Linked DNA regions of Homo sapiens: region 1 is linked to region 2. A link is a loop called in an ENCODE intact Hi-C map of the cell type or tissue named here. Cell type or tissue: left ventricle myocardium inferior. All regions are shown on one strand. Each heading gives the region's core, and the rest is flanking DNA. Links, peaks and the distances in the headings are about the cores only.

Region 1 (4,404 bases), core at 194-4,193, 60 kb after region 2:
TATGGACTGTTTTCTAAATAAAAATAGCAAAGAAATAAAATTATAAAGACAGTGGTAAACATTAATTAAGAATCTTGTTATTTAAACCCACAGACACTGCACAGTCCTCAAGTTTTCAAGACTTTGGGTGTGGATTGGTTTAAAAAGTTATTATAAAATTATAATATCATATTTGAAAAAAAACCCCAATTTCTGTAATCCAAGATGCAGAAAATAAATCAAACCATAATTCTGAAGGGGGTAGAGAGTAAAATTGCCCTGAGGGGCTGGGGGGATATAAGAATTTCAAAGGGTTGTGTATGGTACAGTTTTTATGTTTATCAAAAGAGAACATGATTAAAAAGAAGATTGAGAAACCTTGCTCTAGATCATGAAAGAGTGGAGAATGTGGTGCTCAGAAGGCTATGGTGAAGAACACAGAGAATATGGCACATTCTGAATAGAGATCATGGTTCTTATTTGACCAGAATCCAGTAACTTTTGTTATTCTCACCTGAAAGAAGTGAGGAAATAAGGAGAAAAATAAGAATAAAAGCAGTTTGTATATGATTCTTCAGCACTTCATGTGTACCCTTTGAAGCGAGAAAGATTTAAATATAAGACAGAAAAAAGTAAAAACCAGCATTTATGTTGTGATTAAAACATCATATCCTTTAAAAAAAATCCTCTGAAAAACTCAGATAGCAAATTACACACAAGGACACTCTAACCAACAAGCATAGCAGCTACAGTTTTTTTTTGTTTGTTTTTGAGACAGGGTCTCTTTCTGTTACCCAGCCTGGAGTGCAGTAGAATGATCATAGCTCACTGCAGCCTTGAACTCCTAGGCTCAACTGATCCTCAAACCTCAGCCTCCCAAGTAGCTGGGACTCCAGGCACATGCCAGGATGCCTGGCTAATTTTTCTGTAGAGACATGGTTTCACCATGTTGCCCAGGCTGGCCTTGGCCTCCCAAAGTGCTGGGATAACAGGCATGAGCCAACATACCCGGTCTAGTTTTTGTATTTTTTATAGAGACAGGGTCTCGCTATGTTGTCCAGGGTGTTCTTGAAATCCTGGTCTCAAGCATTCCTCCCACCTTAGCCTCCCAAAGTGCTGAGACTACAGGTGCAGAGCCACCACATCTGGCTGTAACTACAGTTTTGACATACATGTGTAAACTTTTATTGAAGTATGACAGTTTAACATTAAATATTTGAAAGGACATTTTAAATATTCTTTGGTAATGACCCTGGGATTTTGGAGTCTGTCCTTGGTTGCTATACTTCTGTTCAATTCAGGATCTTGCCTGAATTTTTGTTCATGTAGAACTGAGTTAACTTCTGAAATATGAAAAGAGACTCTTCTAATAGTATTAGGTTATAAAGGAGTGTTTTAGCCTAGCCACAAAAAGACACCATTTTGAAAACTATATATAAGTAATGTGGTAATTAAAAACCAGTCAACTCTCTATTATTGTGGCCGCAAAATACTTCTGTAATACTTTGGCCAACATGAATTGGTTACATGTGCCTTAAAATTTTTTAAATTATATTTCTAGGAAAAATCAATCATCACTTACAAATTGTTTTACAATCTAAGAACTATACATTTCTCTAAGTAAAATTATAAATCCCAGGCATGTAACTATTCACATCAAATTTTGTTTTTCAGACAAAGGCATTATCCATCACAATAAGTAACTTTTTGTCTTTATTTCAACCGGACAATCGTGATTAGAAAAGGTAAGAAGCCATCTATACTTTCCCGTTCCATCCAATACATTTTTGTTACTATTTTATTTAATTCAATGTTTTTCTTTTTTAAAAACTATTCAGCTTAAATACTGTACCAAAAATAATTTTAATATTAAATATCTGCAATTCTATTCTAGCTCCTGTGACAAAATTCAAGAAAACCTGACATAAATGAACAACAATACAACATGTATTCAACCATCTATGATCTCTTCCATGGCTTTACCAATCATTTACATCCTCCTTTGTATTGTTGGTGTTTTTGGAAACACTCTCTCTCAATGGATATTTTTAACAAAAATAGGTAAAAAAACATCAACGCACATCTACCTGTCACACCTTGTGACTGCAAACTTACTTGTGTGCAGTGCCATGCCTTTCATGAGTATCTATTTCCTGAAAGGTTTCCAATGGGAATATCAATCTGCTCAATGCAGAGTGGTCAATTTTCTGGGAACTCTATCCATGCATGCAAGTATGTTTGTCAGTCTCTTAATTTTAAGTTGGATTGCCATAAGCCGCTATGCTACCTTAATGCAAAAGGATTCCTCGCAAGAGACTACTTCATGCTATGAGAAAATATTTTATGGCCATTTACTGAAAAAATTTCGCCAGCCCAACTTTGCTAGAAAACTATGCATTTACATATGGGGAGTTGTACTGGGCATAATCATTCCAGTTACCGTATACTACTCAGTCATAGAGGCTACAGAAGGAGAAGAGAGCCTATGCTACAATCGGCAGATGGAACTAGGAGCCATGATCTCTCAGATTGCAGGTCTCATTGGAACCACATTTATTGGATTTTCCTTTTTAGTAGTACTAACATCATACTACTCTTTTGTAAGCCATCTGAGAAAAATAAGAACCTGTACGTCCATTATGGAGAAAGATTTGACTTACAGTTCTGTGAAAAGACATCTTTTGGTCATCCAGATTCTACTAATAGTTTGCTTCCTTCCTTATAGTATTTTTAAACCCATTTTTTATGTTCTACACCAAAGAGATAACTGTCAGCAATTGAATTATTTAATAGAAACAAAAAACATTCTCACCTGTCTTGCTTCGGCCAGAAGTAGCACAGACCCCATTATATTTCTTTTATTAGATAAAACATTCAAGAAGACACTATATAATCTCTTTACAAAGTCTAATTCAGCACATATGCAATCATATGGTTGACTTTTGAATGGAAAACCCCACAATATTAAGAAAAGCATTCATGTGACTTTATTAGGGACACTAAACTACATCATTAACATGTCACAGCTTGGTTGACAATAATCACCAAGAAAATCTCTTTGGTTTTTAAAAATAAATAAACATATATTCATAAAACTCAAAAAACAGTTATACTGAACGTTGAGATGGCAGAAACTTTCAGAAGCAAAAATTAAGCATATTGAAAGGATCCCACTCATATGAAACTAACAGGCTGTTTTCTGTTTAAACTCAACTGTCAGTGCTTCTGTTCAGAACACGTTATTTCATGACTAGGATAAAGAAGCAAATGGTTTATGACTTGTCTGCTTTCTGGTAGTTAGAATACAAGGGTCAATCTATGGCTAGTGTTTATTGGTAATTTTAAAATCTTTAAAAATAAGTAGCTGGGCACAGTGGCTTACGCCTGTAATCCCAGCACTTTGGGAGGCTGAGGTGGGTGGATCATTTTGAGGTCAGGAGTTCAAGACCAGCCTGGGCAACATGGTGAAACCCTGTCTCTACTAAAAATACAAAAATCAGCTGGACATGGTGGTGGGCGCCTGTAATCCCAGCTACTCGGGAGGCTGAGGCAGGAGAATCGCTTGAGCCCGGGACGGAGGTTGCAGTGAGCGGAGATCGTGCCACTGCACTACAGCCTGGGAGGCAGAGCGAGACTCTGTCTCATAAAACAAAACAAAAAAATAAAAATAAGTAAAAAAATAAATAAGAAATATCCTCATTCACATCTTACCTAAATGCATGAATAATACAGTGAAAAAAATCCAAGGTTTTATAAACATATTATTTATTTGAAATTATCTGGCTCATGTTATTGGGGAGAAGCAATATTCATTGACTATATTTTTAAAGCAGATGATACTTATAAAAATGCTTAAATATTTGGATTAGGCTTTGTCAAAGTAAAAAGCTATGTCATTATATGCCCATCTTCATCACATTGTGCATATTTTCTTCTGTATTCAATATAAATAATGTTATTAGTGACAAACAGTACCTGGCAGTTAATTTTTTGTGAAATAAATGAATGAATAATAAGGGAGTGTAATAGTATTGCAGTTAAGAGATTGATCTCTGAAGTTATACTTCTTGGGTTCAATCTGGCTCTACTTTTTATTTAGCTGGACAATCTTAGGCAAATTAACTTATCCTCTGTACGTGTTAATTTCTTCATTTGTAGAGCAGAAAATACTATCTTATTTACAGATCCTATTATTAAATCAGCTGTTACTATTATGAGTAGCTAACGCTTAGTAAGCACTTGCTGTTTGCCAAGCATTCTACTTATATGCTTTACATATATTATTTTAATCACCACAACTCTAAAGTATACTAATTTACTGATGAAAATATTGAAGTGGGCTGGGTGCGGTGGCTCATGCCTGTAATCCCAGCACTCTGGGAGGCCGAGGTGGGCAGATCACCTGAGGTCAGGAGTTCGAGACTA
Region 2 (4,404 bases), core at 243-4,242:
AATTAATCTCAATGGAAAAAGAAAATGTTCATGATGCATTACCTTATATTTTCCTTTAATAATGCCTTCAAACAATCTTTCCTTGGTTCCGTAAAAAGGCAAACAACCACTGAGCAGGATAAAAAGGATCACACCGCACCCCCAGACGTCTACAGGCTTTCCGTAAGGCTCTCTTTTGACCACTTCTGGTGCCATAAAATGAGGTGTTCCAACACGTCCTACATTTAAAACAACATTAAGGAAAAATGTTTACATAAAATGGGATTTTCACTTGAAAACTAAAAATAATAGAACAATAACAATCCAAATAAAAAGTTTACCAATACATATACTCTCACCACTCCTCCACCTCTCCATAAAATCAAGTTCACATAGGTGAAAAAAATTACTTATCTAATTGCTTCCTGAAAACATTGAGCCCAGAATAGGTATTCTGTCTTGTACACTGGCACTCCCTATTGAATTCTGCATGCTACGTAGTAGGTATTTATGTGGTTCTTACCTCATGAAGAAGTTTAAATTTTCTAATTTTCACATGGTTGAAAGTCACCAAATATATAGAGCAGAGGCAGGTGAAAGAGTCAACAGGCAGAGCCTGTAGCTGTCCAGGAAAGAGTTGGGAGGCCTACCCTGGGCAGAGGCAGAGGCAGGGGAAAGGAGAGGAGGGGGCAGGAAGTCATGAGAAAAAAATCGGTGGAAAAAAGATGACTTGACTGCCAAATGGAAATTCCCCAATGAAACCAAATGCTGAGAACTGTTATTTGAAATATGAATTTGACTCTGAAATCCTGTTCAGTTGATTTTATGGGTTAATTATAGCAATTAACAATAGTTAGTAATATTTTGTTATAGTAGGAGTTTTTAGCTTCCTCCTAACATTAACATATGAAGAGAATGAGAGCAAATATATGGCATAAACAAAAGCAAAATTATGAAGCTCCTCCCATTCAATCCTCTTTGACTTTCATCTTCTTTAAAGAGTTTTCTTTTGTTTCTCTATCAAAAATTAGCTTTCTGTAAGGAATCTGATACTAGCTGTTTGCACATTCATAACTATCTTTAACTCAGTATCCCAAAAGAAGTCTTCTATTGTGGAATGAAAGGCTTGTACCCGGCAGGAAGATCACTGTGGGATGGGGCACTGCCCACTAGACTTGGCAGCTCTTCTAGATATATGCAAGCCCAGCCACCTCCCTTCCTCCCTCTGTCTCTCTCTTTCATCATACTGAGTTCAAGATAATTTTTAGTTTGAAGATTGTGCAATACTTTATCTAGAACTCAGAACTGTGGTTTTAAAAGACCTTAGAGATCTTCTGGTTCAGCTAGAGAGAATATATCAAGTTCTGTTCATGATTATGAAACTCAGTTGGGATGCAGAAAGATAAAAGAGCTCTTAGCTTGTGTATCAGGATGTACCTTTGCTGCAGATCATATGGTTTCCCTTCCTCCCCCCATAATAGAAAAGCTTAAGTTCAGGGTTCCAGTAGTGAAAATATTTTCATTTAAAATGTACGATAGATCAGTGAAAACTATTGACTAGAAGGACCTGGCTAGAGAAATACTTTTATTTCTGTATTGCCCCATTTTGCTTCCTCAAGTAACACGAAGAAGCTGCAGGGATGGGAACTAAGCCTTCCATACTTCATTAATAGCCTGGACAGGGAGGGGCCACTGGAGAATTAGCCTTGTTCTGATGGACAGGAGCTAGCAGGAGTAGGGGAAACCAGTATCATTCAATTGGTACCAGGGTACCAGTTAGGTACCTGCTGACAGTTTGGATGATGCTTTGAAACTCAACTTGACTCCTACCACTTCCTGGGCCAAGCCACTCAAAATGGGGGCCTTAACTTGGGAATAATCAGAGCGACCATGGCCAGTCCCAGCCATCCTGAGAAGGTTCTCTCCATTTAGCTAGACGAAGACTACCCAATTCTGGAGAATTAGTGTTCAATCTTCGGGAAGATGCCTGTTGTTTGGTTCAATAATTTGCTCACAGATGATAGGGGAAAAACCATGGTAGAAAGAATGTAGAGGAAGGCTCTTTTATTTCATGTAAATCAGTAGAAGGTAAAAAGGACTGGAGTTAATCTTTAATATACACCAACTTCCTAAAAATCCTTGTTTTTGCTGATACTTCTTCTTGACTTTTAGGACTTTGACCACAAAATTTTAAGAAAAGGAAACAAATTAGCAAACTAAATTAAATGGCAGTTTGAGATATTTTGGACAAATATTTAAATATTATATATTTTGATAATACAATAAAACCTTCCTACCAGAATCTCAGGGGGAGAATTGTTCTGAATAGCTACATTTTTAAATACATTGTGATTTGAATCTTTATGCGCACAATCCTTTTTGTTTTAATAATTTTTTTGCAGAGTCTCACTATTTTCCCCAGGCTAGTCTCAAACTCCTGGGCTCAAGCGATCCTTCTGCCTTGGCCTCTCAAGTAGCTGGGATTACAGGTGTGAGTCACAGTGCCCACCTTAGTTAAATAATTTTGTATGGCTTTCTACAATTTCCTGACTTCTTTTACACAGAATGCTGCTCATAATTTAACCTTTTCTTGATGACTCAGAGTTGTCATTGTAGATACTGATTAAAGACCTAGGCTGTAGAACAGAAAGCACCCTCAGGAACTTCAGAGGTATGCAAGAGTTGATTTCTTTCATATTGAAAGGCTGTTGCGCTTTCCAAGTTTTGGTGTCTGCTCAGTATATATCATATATATTTTTGTCAGGCTTTTATTTCTTTTCTCTCACTATGCTTTAGTTCTGCGTTCTCCTAATTTGTTGCTTTTATAATCTGCTATTAACTAGAACCTGACTAGCAACCAGTTTATTTCATTTAATAGCAATTTCCTAAGTGCTTGCTAGGTCCTAGATACCCTCAGCCATGGTCCCCCTTACTCTTACAAATCACAGTCTTTGATGTAAGTCCCTGCATCCAATGCTACATGGAGGTATGTAGCCCAGATAGTTATGGGAATATAGAGAGAAGGAATAGGGCTATCCAACTCGGGATGGTGAAGGTAAGCCTGCTTTAAAGAGGAGATAATTGTTAGCTCAGCCTTCCAGAACAGTAGGAGTTAACCAGATAGATAAAATAACAAAAGGCACTCCAACTAGAAGGAATAGCATGTGCAAGGTATGAAGGAACACGAATCTATACAACTTTTTAAAACATGGGAGCAAGTCAGCCTTAGAGAGTGTCTTTAGATGCTCAATTGTGAGGAGCATGAGTGGATTTTTAAGGGTAGGAATAATTTTGCTGCTATTGTAGTTATTTTCTAGGTTTCTAGTTGTATTCTGGATAAGTAAGTTTCCTAAATAGCTGAGTTTCAGGTAGGGGGAGTGTAAATATGTTTAAATGATTTTTACTATATGCAACATATAAAGAAATGAATTCCTTTCTATTTGGAGGACTAGGGACTGGGATTTCAAACTGACAGGAAAATGGCTTTCTGCTTTAAAGTTGATAAATAATTAAATGATTGACGGAATTTCTTTCTTTTTTTTTTTGAGATAGGGTCTTGCTCTGTTGCTCAGGCTGGAGGGCAGTGGTGCGATCTCAGCTCACTGCAGCCTCTGCCTCCCGGGTTCAAGCGATCCTCCCATGTAGCTGGGAATACAGGCTCTTGTCACCATGCCTGGCTAATTTTTGCATCTTTTTGGAGAAATGGGGTTTCGCCATGTTGCCCAGGCTGGTCTTGAACTCCTGGGCTCAATCTGCCCGCCTCAGCCTCCCAAAGTGCTGGAATTAGAGGCATGAGCCACCGTGCCCAACCTTAATTACCAAAATTTCAAAAGTACCTTAAACAGCAGAAAAGCTTTTTCTAAGAGAAATAATTTATCTCTAATTTATTCATATTCTATTTTTTAAAACGTAACATTCAGTTATTTCAAGAATACAAAAAAAGGTGTGCTAAGAAATGACAATATTTTGACCATCAGGAAGTATTTTAATTCTAGAAGCATGGAGAAAAATACATTTTGAATACTGACATACCAGCGGTGGGCGGTGGGGGGGAGTTCAAAATTAGCTTTAAAAATAAACAATTTAGGTGAAAGGTTCATGGACTTTAGAAAAAGATTAATATGGAGAAAATGTCCAGGTAAACATAATGCATCTATTTTCCCCCCCAGTCAAGATGTACAATAAAATACGAAGAACATGACATTCTAAATACCAACAGGATATAGATCCAGAGCAACAGAAACAAAGTCATTATATATGGCCAGTATATAACATATAAAATAAATTCATTTCATTTCATCCCATTAACCTTGGTAATATAATCATCAGAAATTATTTGTTATAATTACGTAGTCTTAACATAGAAATGATCTGTATAAGTACCAGAATTGAGAGAGTTAGCTTAACAGTGACATTTGTTTAAAA

The links. Peaks named below come from ENCODE experiments on the same cell type or tissue, not always from the same donor. Only the 100,000 strongest peaks of a DNase experiment are listed, where the experiment ranks them.
Region 1: it touches region 2 in a loop (4-fold over the local background); 2 of 110 quality-filtered maps call a loop at or near these places.

Annotation. Positions count from the first base shown.
Region 1 is chrX:41,725,120-41,729,523 of GRCh38, forward strand. All of the region lies in intron 5 of CASK (calcium/calmodulin dependent serine protein kinase), which reads right to left. GPR82 (G protein-coupled receptor 82) reads left to right here. Exons shown (of 3, transcript NM_080817.5): 2 at 1,654-1,724; 3 at 1,874-4,404. The coding sequence starts at 1,908. The coding sequence ends at 2,918. Among named protein-coding and RNA genes, the nearest start is that of GPR82, 3.1 kb to the left of the region's middle. In left ventricle myocardium inferior, for the core only: no CTCF peak of the experiment used is centred there; no DNase peak of the experiment used is centred there.
Region 2 is chrX:41,665,235-41,669,638 of GRCh38, forward strand. It overlaps CASK (calcium/calmodulin dependent serine protein kinase), which reads right to left. Exons shown (of 27, transcript NM_001367721.1): 7 at 43-218. Among named protein-coding and RNA genes, the nearest start is that of GPR34, 22 kb to the right of the region's middle. In left ventricle myocardium inferior, for the core only: no CTCF peak of the experiment used is centred there; no DNase peak of the experiment used is centred there; H3K27ac peaks cover 380 bases.